2 separate regions of the Homo sapiens genome follow, and region 1 is linked to region 2. Evidence: chromatin contacts called from ENCODE Hi-C or POLR2A ChIA-PET data. All regions are on one chromosome and are shown on one strand. Each heading gives the region's core, a stretch centred on a gene start or an enhancer-like site at or near the end of the contact. The rest is flanking DNA. Distances are from core to core; before and after follow the strand shown. Region 1 overlaps SMAP2 (small ArfGAP2). Region 2 overlaps NT5C1A (5'-nucleotidase, cytosolic IA).

The links. Hi-C counts contacts between places; a loop is a spot of excess contacts on that map. ChIA-PET counts read pairs that join two places held with the same protein, here RNA polymerase II (POLR2A). Pooled maps may share reads with other maps.
Region 1: a pooled map shows a loop between it and region 2 (5-fold over the local background). The contact joins two enhancer-like sites. A Hi-C loop is called at or near these places in 1 of 37 single-sample maps with no recorded cell type and 2 of 50 pooled maps. POLR2A ChIA-PET finds 5 or more read pairs at or near these places in 2 of 52 experiments (GM12878 and K562).

The regions. Positions count from the first base shown.
Region 1 is chr1:40,386,145-40,388,844 of GRCh38, forward strand. All of the region lies in intron 1 of SMAP2 (small ArfGAP2), which reads left to right. Among named protein-coding and RNA genes, the nearest start is that of SMAP2, 14 kb to the left of the region's middle. Within about 2 kb of position 1,440, at least 8 of the 41 ENCODE cell types and tissues checked have a DNase peak (open chromatin) inside an H3K27ac peak, as active enhancers do.
Region 2 is chr1:39,667,082-39,669,781 of GRCh38, forward strand. All of the region lies in intron 1 of NT5C1A (5'-nucleotidase, cytosolic IA), which reads right to left. Among named protein-coding and RNA genes, the nearest start is that of NT5C1A, 3.7 kb to the right of the region's middle. Within about 2 kb of position 1,251, at least 3 of the 41 ENCODE cell types and tissues checked have a DNase peak (open chromatin) inside an H3K27ac peak, as active enhancers do.

The sequences.
Region 1 (2,700 bases), core at 190-2,689, 720 kb after region 2:
TACCATGATGCTTTTGTTCAAAATAGCTGAAAACAGCAGAGCTGACGGAAACCAATTTGAGTGTGACAGCTGATTTGAGAAAGAATGAATTAAGAGATTCAGGCTCTTCTGCTATGTTGAAATCATTTTTACTGAAAGATTAGCTGTTTGGAACAGGGATTGACTTTGTCTCTCTGAAAGTAGGCATGAAGAGTTCGGTTAGAGGAACCGTTACAGATGGAGGAGAAACTTGAGGAAAGGTCTTTCCTGTAGTGTGACTACAGTATTAACATTCCCAGATTATATGAAAGAGAAAGGAAGCTTCATTAAATGAAACATTGGAATCAGGAAGACTCCGGCTTGGCTCCCTGAGCATTCTAACTTGTTCTGAGCCTAGTCTCGACAGAAGTAGCCTGACACAAGTGGCTCAGATCAAGGGTCCATATTACGGGCAGAGTAAAAATAGGTCCCAGTTTCATTAGACTTCTCATACATTTAAGGAAAAAAAGATTTGTTGCCATAGGAACAGACCAGTTGTTTTCTGTCTTGTGGGATTTTAGGAGCTGGGGAGATAGGAGGATCCCTGTGCTTATAATCTAAACATCAGTAAATGCTGGTTTTTTTTAAAACAACAACAACTTTATCTTTTATGATTCTGAAACCTATCCACGATAAAAATCATTGGAAAGTATGAAAAATATAATGATGCTGAAGGTATTTTTCATAATTCTTTTTTTTTTTTTTTTTTGGAGACAAGGTCTCTCGCTCCGTCGCCCAAGCTGGAGTACAGTGGCACGATCTCAGCTCACTGCAGCCTCTATCAGGCTTAAGCAGTTCTTCTGTCTCAGCCTTCATAGTAGCTGGGACTACAGGTGCACACCACCACGTCCAGCTAATTTTTGTATTTTTAGTACAGACAGGGTTTTGCCATGTTGCCCAGGCTAGTCTCGAACTCCTGAGCTCACATCATCTGCCTGCCTCGGCCTGCCGGAGTGCCAGGATTACAGGCATCAACCACCATGCCCGGCCTTATTTTTCATAATTCTTATCACCCATTTACTTGAGCTTATACCATAATGATTTTATATCATTCTTTTTTGCTTAACATTTATTATAAGCTTATTTCATGACATTAAAAACGTGTAAATACCTTTATTGTATCCCAGCATTGGAATATGTCATTATTATCTCTTGCCCAATTGTTAATATTTGAATTTTCAATTTTTTAACAATACAAATAAGGAAGTATAAATTTTTGTGTTGTTGTTAGAGTGATGGGTTATTTATGTGTTCAGATTTGAGTAGTCAAGTGGGCCCTCTAATTTAAAAAGTTACCAAGGGGATTCTCTGGGTTGAGCCCACGTAGAGATGGCTTTGCTATGGGCATTATCATTCTGAACTGCTTCATTGCAGTAGATGTCTGCTGAGGCAAGGAATGGGGAATTCGGGAGAACCCTGGTTTCCCCATAAGGGACCTAAGGAACATAAGGGACATAAGGAACAGCTTTATGGGTCATACCACAGCAAGATGGGCCGGCACTTTCACATTGAGAGGTGACAGCGTGCTGGCAGCCCTCACAGCCCTCGCTCGCTCTCGGTGCCTCCTCGGCCTTGGCACCCACTCTGGCCGCACTTGAGGAGCCCTTCAGCCCACTGCTGCACTGTGGGAGCCCCTTCCTGGGCTGGCCGAGGCCGGAGCTGGCTCCCTCGGCTTGCGGGGAGGTGTGGAGGGAGCCAGCTCCGGGAACCGGGGCTGTGTGCCGCACTTGTGGGCCAGCTGGAGTTCCGGGTGGGCATGGGCTTGGCGGGCCCCGCACTTGGAGCAGCCGGCCAGCCCTGCTGGCCCTGGGCAATGAGGGGCTTAGCACCTGGGCCAGCGGCTGCAGAGGGTGTGCTGGGTCCCCCAGCAGTGCCGGCCCACCGGCGCTGCGCTGGATTTCTCACCGGGCCTTAGCTGCCTTCCCACGGGGCAGGGCTCGGGACCTGCAGCCCGCCATGCCTGAGCCTCCCCCCACCTCTGTGGGCTCCTGTGCAGCCTGAGCCTCCCCAACGAGACCGCCCCCTGCTCCACGGCACCCGGTCCCATCAACCACCCAAGGGCTGAGGTGTGTGGGCGCACAGCGCGGGACTGGCGGGCAGCTCCACCTGCAGCCCCAGTGCGAGATCCACTGGATGAAGCCAGCTGGGCTCCTGAGTCTGGTGGGGCCTTGGAGAACCTTTATGTCTAGCTCAGGGATTGTAAATACACCAGTCGGCACTCTGTATCTAGCTCAAGGTTTGTAAACACACCAATCAGCACCCTGTGTCTAGCTCAGGGTTTGTGAATGCACCAATCGACACTCTGTATCTAGCTACTCTGGTGGGGACTTGGAGAACCTTTGTGTGGACACTCTGTATCTAGCTACTCTTGGTGGGGATTTGGAGAACCTTTGTGTCCACACTCTGTATCTAGCTAATCTGGTGGGGATGTGGAGAACCTTTGTGTCTAGCTCAGGGATTGTAAACGCACCAATCAGCACCCTGTCAAAACAGACCGCTCCGCTCTACCAATCAGCAGGATGTGATTGGATGGGGCCAGATAAGAGAATAAAAGCAGGCTGCCCGAGCCAGCAGTGGCAGCCTGTTCGGGTCCTCTTCCACAGTGTGGAAACTTTGTTCTTTTGCTCTTTGCAATAAATCTTACTGCTACTCACTCTTTGGGTCCACACTGCCTTTATGAGC
Region 2 (2,700 bases), core at 1-2,500:
GTGGAAATAGAAAGCCCTTCACAACAGACCCCTACTTCTCTTTCCATTCCCCTCTTCCAATCCCCTAGCTTTGCCCCACCTGGGCTTTCTCACATCAGGTCATACTTTCCCCCTCTTTTTTTTTTTTTTTTTTTTCTGAGATGGAGTTTCACTCTTGTTGCCCAGGCTGGAGTGCAGTGGTGTGATCTCAGCTCACTGCAACCTCCACCTCTCAGGTTCGAGCAATTGTCCTGCCTCAGCCTCCCAAGTAGCTGGGACTATAGGTACCCGCCACCCCAGACAGCAGCTGGACCTTTATAGTCCCTAGGGAGGATCAGAATATGAGTGCCCAAGGGATTTACAGATACCCAGAGAATCCCACCACATCTCTGTGTCCTGAGCAGTCCTGGGGTCCTGATTCCCACTTTACAAATTAAAAATGAGGGGCTCAAATTGAGGTCAAGGCTCATAAATGCACCTTGCATTCTTGCCTCTCCTGATCATCCGTGGGTCATGTACTCAACCCCATTTCTTCTTCCTGGGGTCAGTCCTGGGCTCCAATCAGTTGACAACATTGAGTGGTTACCATCTGAGAGACACCGTGGTGGACATGGCAGGAAACAACACAAGTGTGATCCCTGTCCCCATGGAGCTCATGATCCAACCCCAAGACAGAGGCCAATGCCATCTTTTAAAAGAGCAATGTCCAATGGAACTTTCTATGATAATGGAAATATTCCATAATCTGTGCTCTCCCTGTGGCTGTGGAACAATTTGAAATGTGACTAATGAGACTGAGGAGCTGAATTTTAGATTTTACTTCATTTAAATGAACTTAAACAGCTATACGTGGCTAGTGGTAAATGCAGCTTTAGAACCTTATAATAGGAGTGGAAGACAAAAGAGTTCCCCAAGGTCATGTGGTAGACCTCAGTTTGCATTTGACTTTTAACCCCAACCAAGATGGTGTATGTGGCCAGCAAGGTCTGCATAAGGCAGTGGCAGGACAGGTGCTTCTTCTTGGAGGTTCAACCCAAATACCTTTCTCAGTTGCTGACTACCACCATGTGTGTGTCCTAAGGGTGGGGTTGGTGGTGGAGTGGGGAGACCCACTCTCATAAACCCTGGAAGCCTGGAGGCCTTTGGAACAGGAGCTGAGCTTGCTCCACCCACTGGGCTTACTGCCCCAGGGACAGGGCCATCACCCCTCTAAGGACAGAGAGTCAGCTGCCCTCCCAGCCCCATTAGGCAGGTTCCCAAGCCTGCCACTCCAACCCTGGCAGCCAGCTAAGGTCTCGCTCCTCACTTTCTGTCCCACAGTCCCTGCCAGACTGCCAAGTCCTGGGCTCCCTCTGGCTGAGCTACCCAGACAGACCCCAATCCATCCCGCCCCTGGTTGTTGCAAGAAAAACGTCCTGGTTGCATTGGCCCCAAGAGTCCTCTGCTTCTCTCTTTTCCAGATGGGGAAACAGGCCCAGAAAGGGGCCTGTTACTCTAGGTCAAGGCAGAGCAAGATGACATCTCAAGTCTCCGGCCTCTAGCCTGGCCTCTATCCACACTGCAGTCCCCTTGCTATTCCTCTCCTCAACAGTTCCCAGAAGATTCTATCCCTTGCTACTTCCGCCTTCCCTGGAAACATCTCCCCCAGCCTTCACTTTCCAGATTTGGGAGAAATGATCAGGGCGTGCCCACAAACTGAGGTTTCTAACGGCAGGTCTCTGTTTCCCAGCAGAATGGGGGTCCCAAGGGCAGGACTGTGCATCCCCACTTAGACTGCTGTGACACAGTATGAGTGAGGTGGAGTCTAAGATCCCAGAGGCCATGGCTGTGTAAGAAATATGGATCCCAGCTGGGACTGATGAATGACCTGTCCAGGCTCCAGGTGGAGCTGAAGGAGCAGGTGAAATGGGCTGGCCAGAGATAGGGACAAGTTGTGGACATAGAGACCCTCCTGGGCCTGGCCGCAGAGGTGGCCATGTGTTGGCAGGGGCATCTAGGAACAGTTCCTCCAGAGAGCAGAAAGAAGCCCTGATCTCAGACTGGGAATTGGGTCAGAGTGACTCAAGGGCTCACTCTGGGAGCTCTGAGCTCCAGGAAACCAGGGTGCTGGCAGCTCTCTCTGCCTTTCAGGGTCAGGCTGATGGCTCCGGCTAGGGGATGGGAATGGAAGAATAACAGAGTGCAGCCCACCCCCACCTGGACTTCCTGAGGAGCTCCCATTTAGGCTAACGTAATTCTGCCTATTGGGTCCAAGATAGAAACATAGGCAAAAAGCTGTTATTCCCAGTAGGACTTAGAGAGGGAAGGGCTGCTGAAAGAGAGAGGGACAGGAGAGTTTTGGATTGAAGAAGTGTTCTGACCCCATGAGGTGAGGGCCTCCAACAGGCCTTCAGGCGTTAAATATTTTACTCAGGCCCCTGGGAATGAGAATTAGCCCAGGCCAGGCCATGATGGGGCCCATGAGGCCTAGAGCCCCCAAAATAGCCTGTGGGAAGAGGGGCTTCTGCAGGAAGGAATAGGAGCTGGGAAGCCTCCAGGCTTCTTGCCTCCCAGAGAACCATGAGAGTCAGGGGCTGATCCAGGGGTCATGACTGACAACTGGGCCTGAGCTCTCCGGTTCCTTGGTGCCTGGGGAGGAAATGGATTTTGAGCACTGATGCTTTCACTGCCCCAGTCCCCAGTCTCCATCCCTTCTTCTGCATCACTCAGGCCACAGCATTG